Regions from separate parts of the Homo sapiens genome. Here all the other regions are linked to region 2. Evidence: chromatin loops called from intact Hi-C (ENCODE). Cell type or tissue: CD4-positive, alpha-beta T cell. All regions are shown on one strand.

The links. Hi-C counts contacts between places; a loop is a spot of excess contacts. Peaks named below come from ENCODE experiments on the same cell type or tissue, not always from the same donor. Only the 100,000 strongest peaks of a DNase experiment are listed, where the experiment ranks them.
Region 1: it touches region 2 in a loop (4-fold over the local background); 27 of 110 quality-filtered maps call a loop at or near these places.
Region 3: a loop joins it to region 2, with 4 times the contacts of the local background. A loop is called at or near these places in 42 of 110 quality-filtered maps.

Annotation. Positions count from the first base shown.
Region 1 is chr1:43,223,300-43,231,299 of GRCh38, forward strand. CFAP57 (cilia and flagella associated protein 57) reads left to right here. Exons shown (of 23, transcript NM_001378189.1): 17 at 747-905; 18 at 3,684-3,827. All of the region lies in intron 1 of LOC105378685 (a long non-coding RNA gene), which reads right to left. Among named protein-coding and RNA genes, the nearest start is that of TMEM125, 43 kb to the right of the region's middle. In CD4-positive, alpha-beta T cell, CTCF peaks have their summits at 4,160 (motif pointing right) and 4,361; a DNase peak (open chromatin) is centred at 4,142.
Region 2 is chr1:43,525,747-43,533,746 of GRCh38, forward strand. It overlaps PTPRF (protein tyrosine phosphatase receptor type F), which reads left to right and starts at 5,137. Exons shown (of 34, transcript NM_002840.5): 1 at 5,137-5,344. RefSeq lists a silencer at 5,848-5,917 and enhancers at 5,983-6,555, 7,184-7,685, 7,686-8,000. In CD4-positive, alpha-beta T cell, CTCF peaks have their summits at 3,544 (motif pointing right) and 3,744; DNase peaks (open chromatin) are centred at 3,575, 5,055, 5,685 and 5,925; H3K4me3 peaks cover 694 bases; H3K27me3 peaks cover 2,542 bases.
Region 3 is chr1:43,758,711-43,766,710 of GRCh38, forward strand. All of the region lies in intron 2 of ST3GAL3 (ST3 beta-galactoside alpha-2,3-sialyltransferase 3), which reads left to right. Among named protein-coding and RNA genes, the nearest start is that of ST3GAL3-AS1, 35 kb to the left of the region's middle. RefSeq lists enhancers at 4,961-5,050, 5,081-5,140. In CD4-positive, alpha-beta T cell, CTCF peaks have their summits at 4,901 (motif pointing right) and 5,111; a DNase peak (open chromatin) is centred at 4,921.

The DNA of each region.
Region 1 (8,000 bases), 300 kb before region 2:
TTTTCTGAGATAACCCTCCGATGGAAATGGAAATGGAAATAAGGTCTTCTGGGGATGAGATAGATGAAGTCTTGGCCGGGAGGCATCCTCGGGCTCTTGGTCCAGGGAGTCATGGGCGGCTCCTGTTCAGCACCACAGGTGGGAGAGGGAATGGGGGTGTAGGATGCTTAGTTTACAAAGTGGGGAAGATGTTTTTAGTTCACTCACCATCAGGGGTGAGGGAGGATTCAACTCAGTTTCCCCAAAACATTTAGCCCTGGAAAAGCTAAGTTCAAAGCAAGCTGAAGTTTCTTCCTATTAGAAAGCACACTAGTAAATCCAGGGAACAATCAGTCTTCCCTTCTTGGTCATGGCTAAGATGGCTCATCAGTTAGGGCCCACTTTCTGTGACCTTGATGCAGTGTGGATCCCAGCTTTTCAAGATCAGTGTGGTCATAGAAGTCTCTGGTCCACTTGGTGTACCGGTCTCTGGAACCTCTTGTGAAGACAGTCAGTCCTCTCATATGGAGAATGGGCCTGGATGTTATGGGACAGAATACTACATCATCCATTTGGCCTGGGAAATTCCTGAACCGTCCCAAATGCTCCAGATATTCACTCCTAAAATCCCAGAAATGTTGAATGCTAAGTGTTTTCAGTCCACAGAAGGTGGCCAGTGGTGGGGAGCCCCTTACACTGAGACAGTGGGAGGGATGGAGATGAGTTCTGACTTTAGTGGTCTTTGTTGTTGCTGTTCGCTTTTCTAGTTCAGCAGCCTACAGAAGGAGATTGAAGAACGAACCAATGACATCGAGACCCTAAAAGGAGAGCAGATGAAGCTGCAAGGAGTCATTAAGTCTCTGGAGAAGGACATCCAAGGCCTCAAGCGAGAGATCCAGGAAAGAGACGAGACTATTCAAGACAAGGTGCAGCTCTCCTTCTGTCCTCCCTCAGCTACGGCCAGATGGGCCAAGGCGAGGAAGGCAAAGCTCAGGGGAGAGAGGGTCCCTAGCTTCTCAGGACGCATTTCTTTAACTTGATGGGGGAACCAGCCGTCAGTGAAGTGCCTGTTGTGTGCTTGGCACTGGGCTAATCGCTGTCAACACATCACTTTCAGCTCTGCCAACAACCCAGGGGGCCTGAGAACCCAGTGTTATGGTTCGGGAAGCTGAACTCCAAGAGGCTGGGTATCTTGCCCAGGGTCACACACTTCAATAGGTGACAGGCTGCAATAAGAACCGAGTCAGCTGACTCCACTGCTCCAGGCATCCTTGGAGGCGCTTCCCCATGGGCTGGGGACAGCTCACTTGCCGCACTGACCACATGGTCCCCCTGTCGCAGAGGGACTCTCCTGGGATTGACCCTGTCCAGGAGGCTGCCTCCACTTTTGGGATGCCTTTCTTACAAAACACTCAGACGTCAGAGACATCACATTCTGTGGGGCAGATACCTCAATACCCAGTATGTAGTATCATCCTCCTGAGCACATCCAGATTCCGTGCCCTCCTCTCCATCTCCCCTGCCACTACGGCCCAAGGCAGGTGGAATTCTCCAAGGGCCAAGGACGTGGGCTTCAGTGTTAGGGAACTAGGTCTGGCACAGGTTCCATTTATTGACCATTGCACCTCGAGCAACTTCTCTAAGCCTTCATTTTCTCACCTATAAAATGGGGATGATAACCACCTCAAGGGGTCTTGTAAGGATCACATAGGATCATGGGATCATGCCTGGATGTCATTTCTGCATGTGAGTGTCGGTGTACATATCCAGGGTTTTGTTTGTTTGTTTGTTTGTTTGTTTGTTTGTTTGTTTTTAGGGAAGATCCAAAGCTCTGTTCAGATTCTCAAAGGGGGCTTTGACAAGAAAGAGACAAAGGCCTCCTCACCTAGAAAGTGGCAACAGCCTCCTAAGCAGTCTAATGGCCTCACTTCCCATCTCCCACCACCATGGACTGGCAGGGTACAGGTGCAATGCTGCCACTCTCCTGCTCAAAGCCCTCACAGCTCCCCATTGCTACAGCAGGGGTCAGCACGCTCTTTCTGTAAAGACCTAGGTAGTAAATATTTTTGGCTTTGGAGGCCATGTGGTCTGTCTCAACGAATCAACACCGCTGCTGTAGTGTGAAACCACCCATAAACAAAACATTAGTCAATTAACTTGGCTGTGTTCCAATAAAGTTTTACAGAAATAGACAGCAGGCCCAATGTGGCCCACAGGCTGGAGTTTGCCAACCCCTGGCCTAGGAGATAAATTCTGAACTCTTTCCCCCAACATGAAGACCCTCACCTCCCTCCTCTATTTCCCCAGCCTCACCTCTCACTTCCCCCATGAACCACCGCTTGGCTCTCAAGCCAGTCATTCTCAGCACCCTCAATATATACTTTGCCTTCTGTGCTTTACAACATTTATCACATTTTAGGCTTAGATTTGCTTCTGTGTCTTCTTTCCCAACTAGTGTTTTCTTTTAAGGGCAAGGGACTGTGTTGTATTTATATTTGGAAACCCAATACTTGACAAAAGATCTTCATTCAGTAAATGTTTGATGGATGGATATACTTATGTTCTGATTACTATCACCGTGCAACAAATTAACCTTAAAACTTACTGATTGAGGCCAGGTGTGGTGGCTCACGCCTGTAATCCCAGCACTTTGGGAGGCAGAGGCAGGTGGATCACTTGAGGTCAGGAGTTCGAGACCAGCCTGGCCAACATGGTGAAACCCCATCTCTACCAAAAATATAAAAATTAGCCAGGAGTGGTGGCACATGCCTGTAATCCAAGCTACTCTGGAGGCTGAGGCAGGAGAATCGCTTGAACTTGAGAAGCAGAGGTTGCAGTGAGCCAAGATCGTGCCACTGCGCTCTAGCCTGGGTGACAAAGTGAGACCCATCTCAAAAAGAAAAACTAAGTGATTGAAAGCAACTATTTTATTCTGCTTACAGGTGCTACAGATCTGGAATCTGGACAGGGTACAAAAGGATGGCTTATCTCTGTCCCCGATGTCTGGGGCCTCAGCTGGGAATACTGGGGGTGACTCAAAACAGCTGGAGGCTGGAAGATCAACATCCAATGTGGCTTCTTCAGTCACATGTCTGGCACCTTGGCAGGGGTGTCTGGGAGGCTAGGCTCAGCTGGGTCTTTTGATCAGAGCCCCTAATGTGCCCACCAGCCTGGATGTCTCAGTGTAGTTGGACTTCTTACATAGCAGATGCCCTCCCCCAATGCAGGTGTCCCAAGAGAGCCAGATAAAAGCTGCTTGGCCTTTTTTGGCCTAGCCTTGGAAGCCACACAGTCTCCCTTCTGCTGCATTATTTGGGTTACGAACAAGTCACAAGTCAAGGCAAATGCAAGGGAAGGGGATTCGCTTCCACCTCCTGATGGAGAAGCAGCAAGGTCACGCTGTAGAACAGCTGGAGTGTGGGGCGGGAGATGCTGTGGGGGCCATCGTTGGAAAATACCGCTGTTCACAACCTAATATGAATGAGTGAGTGAATGCATGAGAGTCCTTGTACAGAGGCTGAGGGGTCTGTGCTGTAGCCCCATGGGGGGAGTGCCAGCCTCTGTACTGACGAAGGGAGGAGAGGAGTCTCCTGGTTGACCTCTTCAACCAGGAGAGTCACAGGCTTCGTGCTCTTTTGCCCTAAAGGGCTGCAGTATACCAGGGCCTTACAATATCTCTCACTTCTCTCTCATCTCACCCCCAGGAGAAGCGAATTTATGATCTGAAAAAGAAAAATCAAGAACTAGGGAAATTCAAGTTTGTGCTTGACTACAAAATAAAGGAGCTGAAGAAGCAAATAGAACCTCGAGAGAATGAGATCAGGGTGATGAAGGAACAGATTCAGGAGGTAAGAAGCCATTTGCAACACTCTGGCCTCTCAGACCCTCTGTCTCTTCTTCCACAATTGGCTAGCTGGCCTCAGGGACTGAGGAGAAGCTCTTCTCACAGTCCTCTCTGCTCCCAAGGTGTGTGCAGCCTCCAGTCCACAGGGGTGCAACAGGGAAGGCCGTGGCCCCGCTGCAGGCTCAGCTGACCGAAAGCAAATCGCTTGGGAGTTAACTTGCCACGGGACCTGGAGATGGGCTTTGGCCCTACCCGTGCCTCAGTGTGCGGTGTACTGTGCCCTCCTAAGGGAGATGCAGCTATTGGGCATTTGGCCACCAGAGGGCAGTGTGTACTCAGCCAACAGGCTATCCTTCTAGTTCAGCATTTTTTTCTCAAACTGGAAATGTTGGTTGAGACCCCAGGTGAGGCCATGGTGTTTGGACTTCATCTGATAAGGAATGAGAAGTCATCAGAGGCTCTTGAGCAGAAGAGTGGCATAATTAAGAATATGTTCTGGGAAGCAAACAGGATGAAGGTAGAGAGGCGAGATTAGAAGCAGGATCAACTGGACAAGGGTTTCTGAGAATCCTGTGAGGTCCCCCATGCCCCCCACCACACGCCACCTTTCCCTGCAACGTGTGTTGCCCCATCAGCCTCCCCTGCTGGGCTGACAGTGGCGTCCATGTTGATCTAAAACCGAATTCTTGATTTTTCTCTCCCCCTTCCTCCAGTTTTCCCTCTCTCAGTTAGTGGTCTATGATCCACCCAGTTACTTAATGCAGAAATGCAGAAGTCTTTCTTGATTCTTCACTTCTCTTAACTCCTTATCCAAATCATCACCAACATCTGTCTGATCAATTTCCAAAACATATCTCACATCAAACCCTCCTTTCCCGCTGCTGCTATCACCCTGGTACAAGCAGCCACCATCTCTTATCTGGACTGGACTCCAGCCTCCAGTCTGGTCTCCACATAGAGGCCTGAGTGAACTCCCCAGTGGGGTCCCATCCCACCTACAGTAAAATCCAAAGTCCCAGTCAGGCCCACAAGGTCCTGCGTGATCCAGCCTCTCCCTGCCTCTCCAGCCTCCTCTCACAGCTCCCCCTCCCTGCTCCAGCCCACTGACTTTCTGACAGTTCCTGTAAGTCACGCTTTTCCATCTCAGGACCTCTGCAGTGCTGCTGCCTCTGCCTGGAAGGCTCTTCCCCCAGATCGCCACATGGCTGGCTTCTTTGCATCTTTCAGGTCTCAGCCTATATGCCTTCCCTGACCGCCCTAGACAAAATAGGCTTCTGCTCCCTCCTCCATCTTCTCTAATTGTTTGTGCTGAGCCGGGATAACAGATACAAGGGTGTCAGACAGCACTGATGACCCAACTAGAAGTGCCAGAGCCATGGGGGTGCCAGTCTGCCCGGTGACGCCTGTACTCTGGTAAGCCCAGTAAAGAGCCAGGTGGAGATCAGTCCAGGGCCAGGGGGCCCAGAGAGGGTATGTCCTTGTGACAATGACTTTTTCCCTGGCTTCTGGGATGAGAAAGGATGCCCCCAGCTGACCACAGACCTGCCTCCGCTGGGCCTCCTACCATTCTTGAGTGCTTTCAGGGCCCCAAAATGGCAGCTGTCGTCCTTTCGGGGTGCTATAACAAAATACTTTAGAAGGGATAATTTATGGCCAACAGAAATGTATTGCTGAAAGTACTGGAAGCTGGAAAGTCTAAGACCAAGGCTCCAGCAGATTTGGTGTCCAGGCCTGTTCCTCATAGATGGCACCTGCTATGTGTCCTCATGTGATGGGAGGGCAAAAGGGGGCAAACAAGCTCCCTCCAGCCTCTCGTACAAGGGCACAAATCCCATTTGTGAGGGCTCTGCCCTCGTGACCTGATCACCTCCCAAAGACCTGACCTCCTAATCCCATCACTTTGGGGGTTAGGTTTCACCATTGGAATTTGGGGTGGAGGGCACCAACGTTCATCAGACCATAGCAGCCTGAGAAGATGAGAGGAAGAGCAGAGGCCCCACCCACCTGGAGGGCCAGCACACCACAGGCCCCTGGAAATCACTGCCCCCTTTCTCCTTCCTCATTTGACACATTTGTCAGCTGCATTTCAGGTCGGGTCCGTTGTTTGCTAATGGTCAGCTTACTTTCCCCACCAGCACACCTGGGGGGACCATTCATCTTCTCTGGCAGTAACAGGGGCCAACCGTGGCCTTGATGCTCAGCAGGGAATACACTTGCACCTTGGGAGTGATTCCAGCAGGATCCCTCCTACCTCCTTTCGCTGGTGCCAGTTGCTGTCAGGACTGATACCTGGGCCTGGGTGCTTCTGGGAGCCTCTGACCTTGGGGCTTCCCTCTGGGGGTCATAGACACCTTTGGTTCATGCACTGTGGATCTCCTGTAAAGGTCTTTTTCTCCCAGGAAGGAAGCCTCAAGCCCTTGGCTCATTTGTAGAGCTGCAACTTCTAATAACACTTCCTGATTCAGGTACCCGCCCTCACATACTCTTTTTCCAACTTGGCTCTGATGATCCAAGGGTCCCTTTGCCCTGCCTAGGGGAGAGGTTTCCCGAGGCTTGTCGTTTTAGTTTACACTCATTTACTAGGGCAGGGTTTCTCAAGCTCAGCACTACTACTATTTTGAGGTAGGTAATTCTCTGTCATGGAGGGTCTGTCCTGTATATTGTAGGATGTTTAGCAGCGTCCCTGGTCCCTACCTGCTAGATCCCAAAAACACCCCCTATCCAGGATGTTAAAACTAAAAAATGCCTTCAGACCTTGCCAGAGGTCCCCTGGGGGGTGCAAAATGCTTTCTACCCTCCTGCCTGAGCCCCATTGAGAATCTCTGAGTGTGATGAAAAACACATGGAAAAGTAGATGGATTTTCCACACTGGGAAAAGATGCTTGTTTCCACATAAGGGGCTAGGCTTCTGGCTGTCCAGCCAGCTACTCAAATTTGACCTATTTCCCAATTTTTCTATAAACAGATTATTTTTATTCTCAGAGTAGTATGAGTCTTTGCCTGGGGGAAAAAATGAACAGAAGTAAACAATATACTCCTGTATGCCCTCTCTGCTAACCTCATCTGTCACTGCTGGCCTGAGATTTAGAGAATGAGGCACTCAGACATGATCTTCGGGAGCCCCGCAAACAGAAGCCCCCTTTCTCTCTTCCAGCTGCCATTGCCTTGGCCTAGGACGCTATCATCTGCCTCCTCAGCCAAACTGGCAGCCTCCTGACTGGTCTGCCTGGCCCCCGTCTTGCTCTTTTCAGCAGAACCTCTGCATCAGGCCCTCTAAGATGCAAATTACATCATTCCACTCCTGGTCTAAGCCTTCAGTGGCTCTCTGAGCTTTCAGGATAAAGGCAAACTTCTCACCATTTGAGCCTCTGCCCTTGGATCCTGCATGACCTAGCTCAGCCAGCCTCTTCTCCCTCCCCTCTCCCCCCTCTTCAAATCCCTGCTCCTGCAGCCACCCTAAGCCACTTGCAGCCTGCAGAGATGCGCCAGGCTGCCCATGCCTCTGGTCCTCTCTGTGTGCAGGCTGTTCTGTCTGCCTGGAATTCTTTCCCCTTTTGTCCTCTAATACTTATTCTTCCTCCCAAATCCAGTGGACGCATCCCATCTTTTTGGGTGCTGCCTGCTCACCTCCTCTGTGTACACACAGTGCTTTCTGCCTTAACTGCAGTGTTTATCCTACTCCACCTGAATTTCTGATTTACTTCTTTCTTATCCTTGCAGACCTGAGGCCTCTTGAAGGCAGAAACTACTTCTTAATCAGCCTTAGATCTCTAAGTCTACAACAAGCTGGGCGGCCCTTTCTAATGGGCACATTCTTTAGCTGTGCAAATACCCACACTCAATGTGTATCCCCTACAAGGTGGTTCTATATAACTCTGCCAACACTGCCTTCTTATCTTGTCATTCCTCTTCCAGAAGCAGGGTGTTTCAGGCTCTTTTCGTGTCCCTCACTATTGCTCTCCTTTGTCCACCACACTTGCCATTATTCGTTCATTCATCAAATATTTGAGTGCCACCTTTATGCCAGGCTTTGGGTCAGAGGGCTATTCTGTCTATACAAAATGCTTCCAGTAATGAGGAAAACCTTCTAAAAGCTGCCCTTTTGTGTCTAGAACATGGATGTGTTCATTAGGGCCTCCTGGCACCCCCCAGAAGGTTACCAAGAGCCTTGAAATTT
Region 2 (8,000 bases):
GTGAGCCGAGATGGCGCCACTGCCCTCCAGCCTAGACGACAGAGCAAGACTCAGTCTCAAAAAAAAAAAAAAAAAAAAAAAAAGAGCAACATCAGTGAAAGCCAGAAAGCAGGGTTGTGGTGGGTTGGGGAGCGAGCAGGAGATGGAGGAATAGAGGCGTCCTGTAGAAATGGCTTTTGGGTTTGTGGGGAAGGAGAACAGAGAGGCACTTGAGTCTCTCCCACTCTGGAGAGGCGTGTGGGGCCAAGGGAGGGAATTTTTTTTAGGATGGGAAAGACATGCGCATGGGCAGATGGGAATGCTATAGTGAAGAGGGTGCAGTGGACGGGGAATAGAGAGCAAAGCCTGGAGGCGCCGGAGCACCCTGAGCACAGGGGAGACAGAGCGGAAGGAGGAGAGGTGTGTGGGTTTGCGGATTTGGTAGTGGGAGATGAGGGAGTCCTCCTGTGGTGGCTTCTGTTTTCTCCGGGAAACATAAGCAGTGTTCATTGAGAAATTAACTCCTGTATCATTTCTCCCTGCCCATAGTGACTCAGCCGGAAGAAATGAAAGGCATTAGCCAGGGCCAGGCACTGCAGCTCATGGCTGCTGTAATCCCAGCGCTTTGGGAGGCTGAGGCTGGAGGATCTCCTGAGCCCAGGAGTTCGAGATCAGCCTGGGCAACATGATGAGATTTTGTCCCTACAAAAAAAATTTTTTTTTTTTAATTAAAAAAGCATTAGTCAAGCTTTTGTGTTCTAAGTCCTGGGCCTTTTTTCTCCCACCTCATACCTGAGAAAGTAAATAGGCCGTTTTGTAGTTCTTGTGTCTGAGCTAAGAGGGAGAATACCACTGTGTCTTGGGGAATTGATGCTTTGGCATGGAAGAGAGGGGCAGGGGAACAGGCATTCTCCATCCCACCCTGACCTGCCCCCAGAAGAAAGTGGCTGCATGCGATTCGAAAGCCAAGGACTAAGGGCTGCAACTGCGGGGGCCTGTGGGAGAGGTCCTCTTGAAAGAGCTGGGATGGAGGGAGTAGAGGGTTATCTTCCCAAGGACCAGGTTGGACAAGTGAGGCCCTGCAGATGGGCAAAAAATAGTGGAAGCCCTGTGACTGTGACCACTGATGTCTGCAACAGCAGCAGCAGCAGCCTGAAAAATCCTTCCACCTTTCTCTGCAAGGCTGTGGAGCACGGACTGACCATCTCTGGGATTGTGCAAACCCCTGGAGTTCATGGATGATCGGAGGGAGCTGAAGGGCAGCCATGAGTGATAGGGAAATCTTGCTGATCTGATGGGTAGAGACTCAAGCTGAATTTAATTTGGTTTAGACCAACTAAGGGATGACCAAAAGGTGTATTTACGTCATGAGTTGCAGAGAGTGTCCAGTTGGCCCAGGACCTGGACAAAGGGTGAGCAGTGAGTGGGAGCTGACATCTGGCTCTCTCCTCACCCTGCACCCTGGGGCTGGAACACAGCAGACACACAATGACCACATGGTGCCACTCGGCCTTCACAGATGAGCACAAGGACATCCCTCCCCGCCAGGCCCAGGAGCAGGGCAGCAGGGCAGCCCCACGTGGACCCCGTGCTCACAGTTTGGCAAACTGGACAGAGCCTTGGCTCTTCTCCTTCAGCAGCTATCACGCTCTCCCAGGCCCGGCCACCTGAGCTTCTCATCCATGTGGCTTTGGCACCTAGGCCTCTAGTTTCATTACCTTGGGTTTGTATCTAGTTCCAGATGGCGTACATGCAGAGATCTGGGCAGGCTGCTTACAGGCATTCTCTTGCCCTGCCTCGACAAACACTTTGCCACATGTGGGTGAATGAGAGGGCAGACGCCAATGGGTTAGGATTCTGAGACCCCTGTGTCCCTGTGGGGTTTGGAGCAAGAGACTGGTTGGCACAGCAGTGAGCACATCTGCTAACTTCAACCACAGGAAGCCAGGGGTCCCAGCTCACCTACCTTCCAGTACTGTGCTCAGTAGCCTTGACAATGCGGGGCAGAGGGAACAGGGCTGCCAGAGCTTCAGGACTACCAAGGCCCAGGCTAGCAGGCACACAGGCTAGCGAACACCACGAGCCCCTCTTCTAGTGCATGCCAGGGCTACAGAAGACTGGGGCTGGATGAGCTCTAAGACTTGGTCAGGGAGCTGTTCCCTCACTTAGTCATTTATGTCTGATGGTTCCTTGAGCACAGATAGGAAAGTCAATCTTCATTCTTTAACAAATATGTATCAAGTATCTATTGTGTGTGAGGACCCTGTGCTGGCCACTGGGATATGACAGGGAACAAGGTGGACTCATTTCTCCTGCCTGCAAGGAACTGCTGTCCACAGGTCAGGGAGATAGGCACAGATACAAACAGTGGTGACAGCCAGGATGGCTTCCTGGAGGAAACAATGGTTCCAAACAGGTACAGTTGGCTCTGAGGTGCCAAAACACACTAAAGGTAGAGCAAGTCTTTTATTTTATTTTATTTTTTAAAACAGAGTCTTGCTCTGTGGCCCAGGCTGGAGTGCAGTGGAGCAATCTCCACTGCAACCTCTGCCTTCCAGGTTCAAGCAATTCTCCTGCCCCAGCCTCCCAAGTAGCTGGAATTACAGGTGCACACCTGGCTAATTTTTGTATTTTTTTTTTCTTTTAGTAGAGATGGGGTTTCACCATGTTGGCCAGGCTGGTCTCGAACTCCTGACCTCGGGTGATCTGCCCGCCTCAGCCCCCCAAAGTGCTGGGATTGTAGGCGTAAGCCACCATGCCTGGCCAGTAGAGCAAGTCTTAAGGGGCATTATATTATAACTGCATGCAAGAGAAGTTAGGACCAGTTTGGCTTTGTGCGTGTGTGGACTGAAACCCAAAAGCCAGAAACTCTCTGCATGTGTCCCTCATGGAGCCATATGGTCTCTAGTCTCTGTTTTTCAAAATTTGCAGGACTGATGACTGATTGGACAGTGGTGCAGGAGGGAAGGTCTCTGCATGTCAGTGATTAAATTGCTGAAGATGCCACTGCCTGAGACGGGCAGTATTGAAGGTAAGCAGATCTGGGGTGGGCGGGACAGAGGAGGCTCTTAGTTATATGGATCTGGAGCTCACAGGAGCGGCCCAGACTGGAGATAGAGACTTGGAAGTCATCAGCATATGGTTGGTAGTGGTCAAGATGATCCAGAGAAAAGGGGCAGAGCAGGAGAAAAGAGGAGGCCTAGGACAGAGTCCCGGAAGAGCAGAAGACGAGGTGGTAAAGGAATCAGAGACAGTAGCCAGTGAGGAGAGGGTGGGCCAATGAAGCCAAGGAAAAGAACTGTTTTAATAACTCAGCAATGGGCAGGAATAATTGGCTGAAAAGTATACTTTTAAAATTTGGGGGCCGAGAGGGAATCTCTAAATCCTCAAAGTTCTGGAAAAAAAGGCAAAAATGCTTAAAGATGCATAAAATTTGCAATACCTCCCCCGTGGTGCACCAAAATTACCAATGGTGAAAAACCACTCACTGGAAATATTCATTTTTGATCCGTTTGTCATCCAAACCAAATTGTCCAGAATCACTGGAGCCAGTCCCATCCCCTCCTCATACGCCAGGGGGCGCACACGCACTGTTTGTGAATTCAAGTTCAGGACAAAAACAGGCAGTGAATCAGGTGGTTACCAGAACCTGATTCCTCAGCCCAGATCCCTGAACACCACAGCAACCATGCCCTGCACATTACCACGTGATCCCTGAATCCAGGCACCTCAACGATCTCCAAATTTTATTTCTCACCTGACTCCAAACTTACAGGGTTATCAGAAAGACCCCACAGAAGAAACCCCACAGAGGAGAAACCTCATCTCTTTTTCTGCTCAGTTACCTGACCCAGGGCAGTGGGGGTAGGTCCCCCATCCTTCATGGTGAAGCCTAGCAAGCGGCGGGGGGAGGAGGGGTGGGGTAGATAGGAAAGAGCTGGTGTGGCTTTGGCTGACTCTTAAGTGGTTTTAACACGGATTGCGTGGGGGCGGGGTCTGGAGGCAGGGGCGCTTGGATTGAAGCTCATCAAATCCCTCTGATCAGTAGGTCTTGGAATAAATCTTCAGGTAGGTTATTGGTTTCACCCAGAAATTTCTAGGGTCATTATTTGAGTTTGGTATGAGAAGTCAGAAACTCAGTACTGACATTTAAATTACATTTAGAGGGCATTATCATGTCTTTAATTCCGAGGCCAATGTAAGGTTCACAGCTGGAATTGGTATAATATTGGGGTATTAGTCAGTCTCTGCTTGGGGTTGACACTAGGTCAGAGAAGTGGAGGGTGAACATGAGGATGAAGGGGCTTTGTGTGGAGTTTCTGCAAAGCCAGTCTTATCTTGGGTTCCAAGATTATTATTAAAGCTGGGTTGGTTTAGGGTCCTAAATGGTCTCAAGTTTGGGTGGGGTTTCAGGTCAGTATCTGTGTTTGGGGGTCCTTTTATGGTGACCCAATCCCAACTCTGGAATTGAGAATCGAATTCAGAGTGCATTGGTGTTGATCTGGGAATGGGAGAGCAGTACTGGAGTTTTATGTAAGGCTTGGGGTTCAGAAGAGAGATAACTGGGGTCCATAGCAAGGTAGCTTTTGGACTTTAGGGTTCATTTAGGGACTGGGGGCTGAGCATTAGTACAGGGTTCCATTTAAGGTCCAGCGTTGGTGCTAGCGTCACTATCAAGGTTAGGGCAAGTAGAAGTAATAAAGAGATTTAGAGTCAGAATTGGTATTTGGGATCAGTATAGAGGTTCACAACAAAATTACTACTTGTGCTAATTTGGGGGCAGATTAAGGGCTTTGGACTCAATATTGGGTTTAGGGCAAGGTGTGGGCTCAGTATCAGGTTCAGATCTGTATGGGGAGGAAATGGGGTCCTAGAGTGGTATTAGGTTCATGCTAGGGCTGGGAGCCACTAGAAGGATCTGGATGTAGTATCAGAGTTTGGTCTGTCTATGTTCATTATTGGGGTTCGGGTTCAATATTGAGGTTCCGGTCGGTTTCGACTTGGCGTTGGGTTGTGGCCTGTCTGGGCCTCAGCGGCTCCGCGGCTCTACGAGCGAGAGTGCACGAGGGGAGGGGCGCCGCCGGGGGCGCGCACGGCAGGGGCAGGGGCGCGGGCGCGAGCGCGAGGGGAGCGCGCGGCTGGAGCTGGCGCGGGAGCGGCGGGAGCGGTGGCGGCGGCAGAGGCGGCGGCTCCAGCTTCGGCTCCGGCTCGGGCTCGGGCTCCGGCTCCGGCTCCGGCTCCGGCTCCAGCTCGGGTGGCGGTGGCGGGAGCGGGACCAGGTGGAGGCGGCGGCGGCAGAGGAGTGGGAGCAGCGGCCCTAGCGGCTTGCGGGGGGACATGCGGACCGACGGCCCCTGGATAGGCGGTGAGTGACCCCCCGGCCCCCCACCAGCCCCCTCCGCTCCCGTCCCTTCCCCGCTCTCCTTGCCCTCCCCGCTAGTCCACCCGGCGGAGCTGGGGGCGGTCCCGGGGGGGACGAGGGCGCCGCTGAGGCCGGGCCGCGCCCCCACCTGCCGCGCCCGCAGCCTCGGCGAAGCCCCCCCTCCACGCCCCAGCCTGGCGGCTCCTCCCCGCTCACCCCGCGGCAGACGCGCCCCCAGCGCTGCTGGCTGGCTCGCTCCCCGCCGCCCCTCGCCGCCTCCCTCCCTCTCCACCGCACCTTAGCCGCAGCCCGCCCCCCCCACCCAGCGCAAAGTTTCCCGTTTGCGTTCTTGCTCCCCCTCATCGGTCCCGCCTCGTCCCCCCTTCTAGCGCGGACGCGCTCCGGGGGCGGCCCTCAGACCCCCCAGCCCCGGGCTCCGGGCGGGTCCAGGCCGCGCCCCCGCCCCCGCCGCACAGGCGCCCCCTCCCAGCCGGCGGGGGATCCGCAGCCGGCGCGCCCGGGTCTCGCTCGCGGCCCCGGCGCACGTGCGGTCCCGGGCTGCGCCGGGCGCGAGTTTGAAGCCCCCCCACCCCCTTCGTTCGCGAGCACGGGATGGGGAGGGGCCGAACGGGCTGTACCCGCCCCCAACCGGGTGCAACGCCCTGGAGGCCCTGGAGCGACCTGTCCCGTGAGGACGTGGCCACTCGGACCCTCTCCGAAAGTTCACTCAGTGGCCGCCCCGCGTCCCGTCCCGTCCCGTCCCGGCTCCCCATCGCCGTGCCGGCGTCTCTGTCTCGGCTGCTTTCTGTTTTCCTCGGCGTCTCTGCCTCCCCGTGTCAGTGCCTCCCAATCTCACGCCCCTGCAATCCCAGGGTCTCTCCAGCTGTCTCCATTCTTTTTCCCCAGGTCACTCTGTTCTTTCTCCCCAGGTCTCTCGATTCTGTCTCCCTGGGTCGTCTTGTTCCCTGTCCCTGAGTCTGTTCTCTCCGCTTGGGTCTCTCTATTTCCTCTCCCTGGGTCTCTGTCTCCCTCCTTAAGTCTCTGCCTCTTGTCTCTCACCCATCTCTTGGTGTCTCTGCACTCTCTGTGCTAGGCGCCCCCCCATTTCCCTGGAATGCTGCCCCTCTGGTTCTTCCACCCCGGAGGGGGAGGGGCTAGACTTTCTCCCCATTTCAAGCCCCCCTGCCCCCCAGTGCACGGCCCCTGAGTTGGAGCAGGTTGGGGGTGGGGAGCGCTACCTGCCTGAGCTGTGAAATGGGAGAGGGAGGCTGCCCCAGCCTGGGGGTTGTCTGGATCTCCCTGAGGGGCCACAGGGCAGGGCCGGGAGGCTGGATTAGGTTGAGGAAGGCTCCACTTTTGAAGGAACAGGGGCAGGGATCCAGAGCGATCTGGTGTCGGATCTGGCCTGAGAAGCAGGGAAGTGCACTGGGGTGAGAGGCGTAGAAAAGGATGTGGGGTGGTGGTTCCAGGCGGGTGCTCATGGGGAGGAATCTGCTGAGAAGGGAAGATCTGGTGGGGAATCCTTTGGGAGGCTTCGGGGATCTGAGGGATCCAGAAGAGAGTTCTGACAGGCTATCTAAGGAAATTTCTGTGCTTAGCTCCTTATTAACTCTTGCTTCAGGGAGCATGAAAATCCCTGTTTTTTTACTGATTATATGAATGAGCCTAGGGCTTCAAGAAGGAGCAGGTGTAACTCCCCAAGTACAACCCCCTACATTCTCAGCCCCAGGCACAGGCCACACTTTCTCGTACCCTCTTGCCTTCATTTCCACACTCAGCTCACCCCCTCCACCCCCACACACACTCCCTATTCAGCTGCTTTCTTGCCCCCTCTCGCATACCTGGGCCCGCATGCCGGCCAGGGCTCAAGAAATCTGTGCCTGCACACTCTCGCAGCATACCTGTGCACATGCACAGTCATCCTTGTGTATTTTTGTATATGCACTTTCTTGCACATTTTACTTGCTCAGTCTCTTATTTGAAATGTCTTTATAGTGTTTTTTTTAGTTTCCTTTATAGTTTCCTTTTCCAGCTGCTCTTCCTCTTCCCTCTTTCTTTCCTTTAACAAGAAAATTGTTTTAACATAATTCCTTCCTTCCTTCCTCCCTTTCTTCCTTCTTCTTGCAACTACTGATACCTCCCCTTTATCCAGCTTTGTGTGCCCTGGGCGGGTTGGCTTGGTGTACAAGGCTGCCAAGAGAGGAGGGGGTGGTTGGGTGTTGGTGAAGGAATTTGGCGGGGCAGAGTTAGACTGCAGCAAACGGAAACTAGCTACACATCTTTTACTGGGAAGTGTATGGATACGCAGCAAAATACTAGCCCTGGCAGTTTGGGCACAGTCCACCCTTTTTTCCATCAGCCTGAACTATGGGAGTCTAGCTTTGAGGGTCCTCCCTGGGGGCGGGGAGGAGGGGACCCAGACCTCCTGCAGTAGAGGGGTTGTGATACACACCACGGCTCCTCCACTTTCCAGCTTCAGGCCTCAAAGAGGCCCCTTTCTCCCTGAGTCTCAATTTCACTCCCTGTAAAATGGGGTAGCTAATCCAACCCGGACTGGGTCCCAGGGCTGTTGTAAGAATCCAAGGGAACTGTGTGGCAGTGCATCGTCAGCAGTGGCAGTCACTTCCCTTGTGACTGACACTGCTGTGTGCTTGGTTCC
Region 3 (8,000 bases), 230 kb after region 2:
TGTAAAGTGCATAACTTAAAAACTAACTAGAAGAGGTCAGGCATGATAGTTCACACCTATAATTCCAGCACTTTGGGAGGCTCAGGCAGGAGGATCATTTGAGGCTAGGAGTTCGAGACCAGCCTGGGCAACATAGCAAGACTCTGTCTTTACCAAATAATAATGGTAAATAATTTAAAAATCAGGCAGGCGTGGTGGCGTGTGCTTGTAGTCCTAGCTACTCAGGAGGAGGCTGAGGTAAGAGAATCAGTTGAGCCTAGGAATTCAAGATTGCAGTAAGTTATGATCATATCACAGCCCTCCAGCGTGGGCAACAGAGCGAGACTGTCTCCTAAAAAACAAACAAAAGCGCGCGCACACACACACACACACACACACACACACACACACACACACAGAAGGGGATATATAGTGATGAAAAAAAGGCATGAAACTCAATAAAAGAAAAAACTAGGCTGGGCGTGGTGGCTCACGCCTGTAATCCCAGCACTTTGGGAGGCCGAGGCAGGTGGATCAGGAGGTCAGGAGATCGAGACCATCCTGGCCAACATGGTGAAACTCCACCTCTACTAAAAATACAAAAATTAGCTGGGCGTGGTGGCATGTGCCTGTAATCCCAGCTATTCGGGAGGCTAAGGTGGGAGAATCGCTTGAACCTGGGAGGTGGAGATTGCAGTGAGCTGAGATCACGCCACTGCATTCCATCCTGGGTGACAGAGCGAGACTCCATCTCAAAAAAACAAACAAACAAAAAACAAATGTTGAGGGAAGAGTCCAGCACTTAATATCTGAAACATAAAGCTGAGTGTATTGGTAGTTTAAGCAAGAAGAGCTGTGCTTATAAGACTTAGTCTCTCTGAGCAAAGCAGAGAACTACTGTCTTTTGTAGAGTGGTTATTAAAGTTTGGTCAAGTGTATTTTGGTTGCCTGTTGCACTGTGTTGGCATCTGCACTGATGCTACAAAGCGATGGCAGGTAAAGCTGCTTGCCCCTTAGCACAAGTCAAATCAGTAGCACTAAACTGCTATTATAGTTGTCATTATATTTCTCACTGCCACACGTGGTAGGAAATAAAATGAAGCCAATTTTACTTAAAAATGTTATTGACGAAACATTTAATTTCATGAAATCTCAATTTTTGGATATGCGTTGTTTCACTCAAAAACGAATGTCTACTCAGGAGGTTGAGACAGAAGGATCACTTGAGGCCAGCCTGAGCAACATAGTGAGAACCCATCTCAAAAAAAATGTGGTGATGAAATGGGAAAAATACGCATAAAACACTACCACTGCACACTGAAGCTTTATTGTTGCCCCAAGGAAAAGCCCTCATGGTATGGATTGTTTGTACTACAAGCTGAACTAGCTGCTCTTTTGGGGGTACCATTTTTACTTGAAAGAAATGATAGACAAAGTATGGTTATTTAGACTGGGTTTTGACAGACCTTTTCTCAAAGATGAATGAAGTAAGCCTGTCACTTCAAGGGAAACCACTGGCAGTATTTTTTTGCAGTGAGAAAACTCTGGCTTTCAAGTGAAGACTAGAATTCTGAAAAACTTACATCTGCTGCCATAAGCCTGACATCTCAATATTTAAACACTTGTCTGATACAGTCAGTAGATATATTAACAAATGAGATTTTTTGATATTTTATAACGAATGTGAAATCATTGGAAGATGTGTATAACTCAGTGAACCCATAATGCGCAAATGACTACTGTTAGGATGTTACAGAATCATGCATGGATAAAAGATCTATTCAGGCCAGGCGCAGTGGCTCACGCCTGTAATCCCAGCACTTTGGGAGGCCAAGGCAGGTGGATCACGAAGTCAGGAGATCGGGACCATCCCGGCTAACACGGTGAAACCCCGTCTCTACTAAAAAATACAAAAAATTAGCCGGGCGTGGTGGTAGGCACCTGTAGTCCCAGCTACTCGGGAGGCTGAGGCAGGAGAATCGCTTGAACTCGGGAGGTGGAGGTTGCAGTGACCTGAGATCATACCACTGCATTCCAGCTTGGGTGACACAGCAAGGCTCCGTCTCAAAAAAAAAAAATGTTGATAGCACTATTATTTCTTGTAGCCAAAAAGTGGAAACAACTCAAATACACAACAGCTGAAGAAGGGATAAATAAAAAAATAAAATGTGGTATATCCAAACGATGGACTGTTCTGCAATAAAGAGGAATGAGATACTGATAATGCTACAATATGGATGAGCCTTGAAAACATTATGCTGAGAGAAAGAAGCAGGCCACAAAGGCCACATATTTAATGGTTTCACTGACATGTCCAAAACAGGCAAATCTATAGAGTCAGAAAGTAGATTAGTGGTTGGAGGGGATAGGAGGATGATATCTAAGGGAAATAGGGTGATTCTTCCTTAACCATTATCTGCCAAGGCCACACTAGGCTGAGCAGTGGAAGAATGTCCCTCCGGGAGCTGGACAGCTTCAGCAGTTCATTTCCTGTTGTTGGGGGTTTTGGGAGCCTGGGAATTCTTGTAAGATTTAATAGTCACAAGCCATTGCAGGCTGGGCTTGGAGTTTATTTGGCTATATATTTCCTTCAAAATTTAAGTAGCTAACTGTAAAAAGATTTTTTTTTTTTTAGATAATTGTGGAAATATGAATGTAGTTTGAGCATTTGATGAAATTAAGAAATTTACCTTGTGTTAATGATATTGTGGTCGTGTAAAGAAATGTCTTTGTGTTTTATAATGTCCAGAAGGATGTATTTAGATATGAAATGACATGGTGTCAGGGACTTGTTTTATAATAATGCAGCCAAAAAAGAGAGAAGGAGAAAGAAAAGGGGGCAAGGGAAGGAAGGAAAAAACAAAGGAAGAAAGGAAGTCAGAAGTAAAATGTTTTAATTGTTGAATCTGTAGGATGGGGTTCATTATACTATTCTCTCTACTTGTGGTTAAAAACTTTCATTAAAAAAAAGTCAGGCTGGGCCGGGCGCGGTGGCTCATGCCTGTAATCCCAGCACTTTGGGAGGCCAAGGTGGGCGGATCACGAGGTCAGGAGATCGAGACCATCCTGGCTAACACAGTGAAACCCAGTCTCTACTAAAAATACAAAAAAATTAGCCGGGCATGGTGGTGGGCGCCTGTAGTCCCAGCTACTCGGGAGGCTGGGGCAGGAGAATAGCGTGAACCCAGGAGGCGGAGCTTGCAGTGAGCCAAGATGGCACCACTGCACTCCAGCCTGGGCAACAGAGCGACACTCTGTCTCAAAAAAAAAAAAAAAAAAAAAAAAAAAAATTCAGGCTGGGCTTGGTGGCTCATACCTGCAATCCCAGCACTTTGGGAGGCCAAGGCAGGAGGTTCACTTGAGCCCAGAAGTTTGAGACCAGACTGGGGAACATAGTGAGACCTCGTCTCTACCGAAAATAAAAATGAAAAATCAGTCGGATGTGGTGGCACGTGCCTATAGTCCCAGCCACTTGGGAGGCTAAGGCAGGAGGATCGCTTGAACCCAGGAGATTGAGGCTCCAGTGAGCCACTGTACTCCAGCCTTAGCAACAGAGCAAGACCCTGTCTCATTAAAAAAAAAAAAAAAAGAAAGAAAAACCAAAAAGTCAAACCAAACCTTTACACAGGTATGTAACCATATCTGTGAAGGTATCAGAGACTTATTTAGTCTCTGATGTTTTACTTATTGGCCTTTGTGCTCTATCCTTCCCTCTAGCCCTTAAATTAATGCATGGCTACTTGGCGAGTAGTCCAGGGTGGGAGACAATACTTTTAATCTTCCCCTTTGAGTTCACTCCAGTTGCCTGGCAAAGAATTCAACTATAGGTTGAAAAGTGTTGGGGGCCACAGTTTTATCTCCTGTGAAGGTTGTTGCTTGGCGGCATCCCCTTAAAACTGCTTCCATTGAGGATATAAACGCTACCATTTATAACAAGAGGACGGGGAAGTTGTCTGTGTGTATCTCCATAGTTATACATACATAAGCATATATATTATATATAGGTTTGCATACATATGCATAAAATAACTGGAAGCATAAAACCCAGAAATAATAACTTTGGTTTCTTTCTGGGAAGAAAACTGATAGCTGGAAGATAAGAGTGGGTGAGACTGCTGGGGAGAGAGGAGATAGGATGAAAGGGGACCAAAAACCAAGTCCTGGGGAAATGATAACCAAGGAGGGGTAAGCAGGAGGAAGGGCACAATGGGAAGAAGCCTGAGAAGGAGCAGCCAGACAGATAGGAGGGAAAACCAACAGAAGAAAAAGTTTCAAGAAGTCGTGCAAAGGCATGTATGTGCCCTTGCCCTTGGACCCAGCATTTCCACTTCTAGGAATTCCCCTACTGGGATTCTTGCACACTTGCAAAATGATATATGCACAAGGTTACCCATCGCAGCACTTTGTTTATTTGCAGCATTGTTTTTAATAGCAAAAATTTGGAAGCAATTAGAATGTTTACCAGTAGAGAACAAGTTAATTAAATCATGGTTCCCCCATCCGGTGAGTACTCTGCACCTGAAGATGAGGAGGCTCTGTATACACTAATATGAAAAGATTTCTGAAATATACTGTTAGGTGTAAAAAAGCAAGGATGGGGAGTTTTCTTTGGGGCTTATAATGTTTTAAACTTTTATCATTGTTGTAAATGGATGTAGCTGGTTGTTATATTCCTTACAATTACGAGATACTGGGTTCTTGGGTTTGTTTTTCTATGAGTTCTAGTATTCTGTTATTCTTTCTAACTTTCTTATTATGAGCAATAGTTGGCATGGAGGAGTGGCGGATCAAATTTTTAGGTTATTAAATAGGCTCCATTTCAAGCCAATCAGCGTTGCCTTCTGCTGTTTTGTGCCTGGCTGCCAAGTGCCTTTATATGGTGTTTCAGCTTTTTAATGGAGCTTTGATATGTAGCAGTCACCCTGAGCCACAAGAGGGCAGAAGAACCTTTTGATTGCCACAGGACAGATTAGCGCTGGAATGACTTCTGGCAAAATCCTGCATGGAGTAGTTCTTCAACTCACTTACTAGACCGTGGGCATCCAAAGGCAGGCCAGTGTCTAAGCCATCAGAGGAGGCAATGGAGGGGTGAGAGGAGAGAGTGTGTGTTTTGGAATCCTCTATATCTGCCTTATGTTCCAGGCTCCCCTGCAAATTACTTAGTGAACTATACTCCTTACAGTGTTAACCTCTCTCAGAGCTTGAATATGCAAGACAGTAGAGGCATTACAACATAGTGGAACATAAGAGTTGAGGCTTTGGAATCCACCCCACCTAACGTTGAGTCCTGGCTATGTGACTTTGGGTCATTTCTTAACTGTCATTTATTCAATGAGATAGTGTGTGTAGAGCTCTTAGCACTGTGTTGTGAACACTCAGAAAGTAACTGCTATAATTACAATAGTACAAGGTATCAGCACAGATGAATAATATTAATAGATCCTTAATAACTTTTATGTAGCTCTGTTATGTATTTAATAATTTATTTGGTTATAAGCAAGGAGGTAATATTTTCCTTAAGACAATTTCAGAGCTCCTTTTCTCAGAGGGGCCCTCAAAATGTCTGTGGTATTTCTTACTTTCTTATAAACAGTCTTTTAATAGTATAGTACATTCTGAATTTTTGCAGAGTCTCAATTTTAAAGGTTCCATCCCACTGTGATTTTGTGTATTTTTGATTGGAAAATATAGTATTTGGGCTATATAATGAGGTAGAGTCGCGCAACACAATATTGCATCGGGATATAGTACCTGTCTCAGGCCGAGATCCAGGGGAAGCAAACTCTGAGATAAAGATTAGGGTGTGAAAAGCTTATTAGGGAGTGGTTATGGAATCAATACTCCTGGAAGGAAAAGAAAGGAAATGAGGAAGAAGGGAAAAGAAAAGGGAAAGATGTGGAGATTGTATAGGGGGAAAAATCGGGCCGTGATTCAGTCTCAGTAAAAGGCCTCAGCCCACCCCATGGGGACTAGGGCTCAGATAATCCATGTTTTCTAAGCCATAGAGTGAGAGAGCTGTGCCTTTACAGCTCCTCCTGACCCGTCATTGGACGAGGGCTGCCCCAGGAAGGGGCATGGCCGTGGGCCAGGCAGCGCTCTTCAGCAGATGCATTCCCTGAAGAGGGCTGACAGTTGAGGCCTTTCTGTCCTTCACCATCCCAGCAGCTGGGGAATAAGCCCTTTAGTTACTGAGTGGCCTCTACAGCTTCCACCATAGTGCCCAAAGGGCTCTCCTGAAAGGGCTGGTAGAGTAATAGAAGACAGCTTTAGACAGAATTGCTTTGAAGCAATACTTAAGAATACTTGTTATTTTTAACTTTAAGAATAAAAATAAAAATAATTTCATTTTTCATTTATCATTTTAGTGTCAGGGTGAACTCTAGTGTAACCAACTACCCCCAAATTTCAGTGGTTTTAACACAATAAAGGTTATTTCTCTCCTGTCACAATCTGGTGCAGTTCTATATTGGTGGGGAGGAATTCTGCTCTACCTAATTCATTTAGGGCCACAGACTTCATCTAGTGACTCCCCCAGGCCCTAGGGCCTGGAGTCCTTCACTGGATTCTCTAAACCAGCTCCCAGAGGAGAAATGGACAGGAACATGGAGAACTGTGCAGGTCTCAGTGAAGAGACCTCTCTCTTCAAGCTTCTCTCTTCAAGCACAGAGAAGTTCATGTGCTTCCCTGCAGCGCACGTTCCACAGATCAGTACTCAGTCGTGTGGTCCCACCTAACTGAGAGGAGGCCACGTAGCCCTCACAGCTACACTGTGATGTTGCTCATACCTGTGTGGTGGCTCCATTTCATCACTATTGGTGAATCAAAGACACTTCTAAAACTGTATGTTTTAGGTTCCCCACACTTAAAATACTTAAATTGCCACCATCATAGTATCATAGTTTTACTTACCTGGGGACATTTTAAAAGGCTGAGGAAAGCTAAACTTTATCAGAGAGAAGGAAAAGAAGGGAGGAATACAGAGCTGAGAATTTAAGGATTCCTTGCTCTGGAAAGGCAAAAAAGGGTAAAACAATTTCATGTGCATGTGTGTGTCTGTGTGTGTCTGTGTGTGTGTGTGTGTGTGTGTGTGTGTGTGCGCGCGCGCGCGCGCGTCCGCGCGTCCGCGTGCGCTTTTTTTTTAGTGGTATAGGAGAAGATTGAGAAGCTTCTGATCCTGCCATGTAGCTGTAAAAACAAGCTCCTCTTTCCCTCAGCCATAACAGGATTGATGTCTTTCACATGGTAACAATGGAGATAGATGTGTGCTGCAGGGAAGCACATGAGCTTCTCTGTGCTTGAAGAAAGAAGCTTGAAGAGACAGGTCTCTTCACTGAGACCAGCACCATTATTCATGTTCCTATTTCTCCTCTAAGAGCTGGAATAAAAAATCCAGTGGAGGAAATTACAAGGAAATAGTCATTCAAATAGCCCTGACAGCTCCTTGCCCGGATTCACATGAATACCACCCAAGTAGCCCTTAAGTCAGAGGAAGAGAGGCCAAGGGAGAGATATCAATGACTTCTTCTGTCAGTCTATGAGGATTACTGCTGACTGACAGCTTGTTACTTACTCAGCTTTATTCCAGGCAGTGTGGGGCATTTAGGAAGAGAGGTGCCTGGGCCTGGGAATTTTAAAGACTGAAAGCTGAGACTCACAGGAAGTAACCAAGGACAAGACAATGAGATGAAGTGTTTCAGAGACAACAAAGAAGTGGCGATTTAAAAAAAAATAAGTAAATAAATAAGAAGTGATGTCAAGGAAAGCTTTGAGGAAGAGATGGGCACTGAAGCAGGGACCTGGCGGTTGGGGTAGGACATGTGGGGACCTGGGAAAGTGCTCTAGCAGACAGAGTACTCGAAATATTTTGTAAGCTTCAGTGAGAGCTGAGAGCGGCTTGTGAGGAATGGTGGGGGGCGGGGAGTAGTGAGACCGAGGATTGCAGAGCAGGGCAGAGTCGATGACAGAAGGCCCTAAGGTGAGGTGTGGAGTTTAGATTTAATGCAGCAGGGCCATTAAAGGCT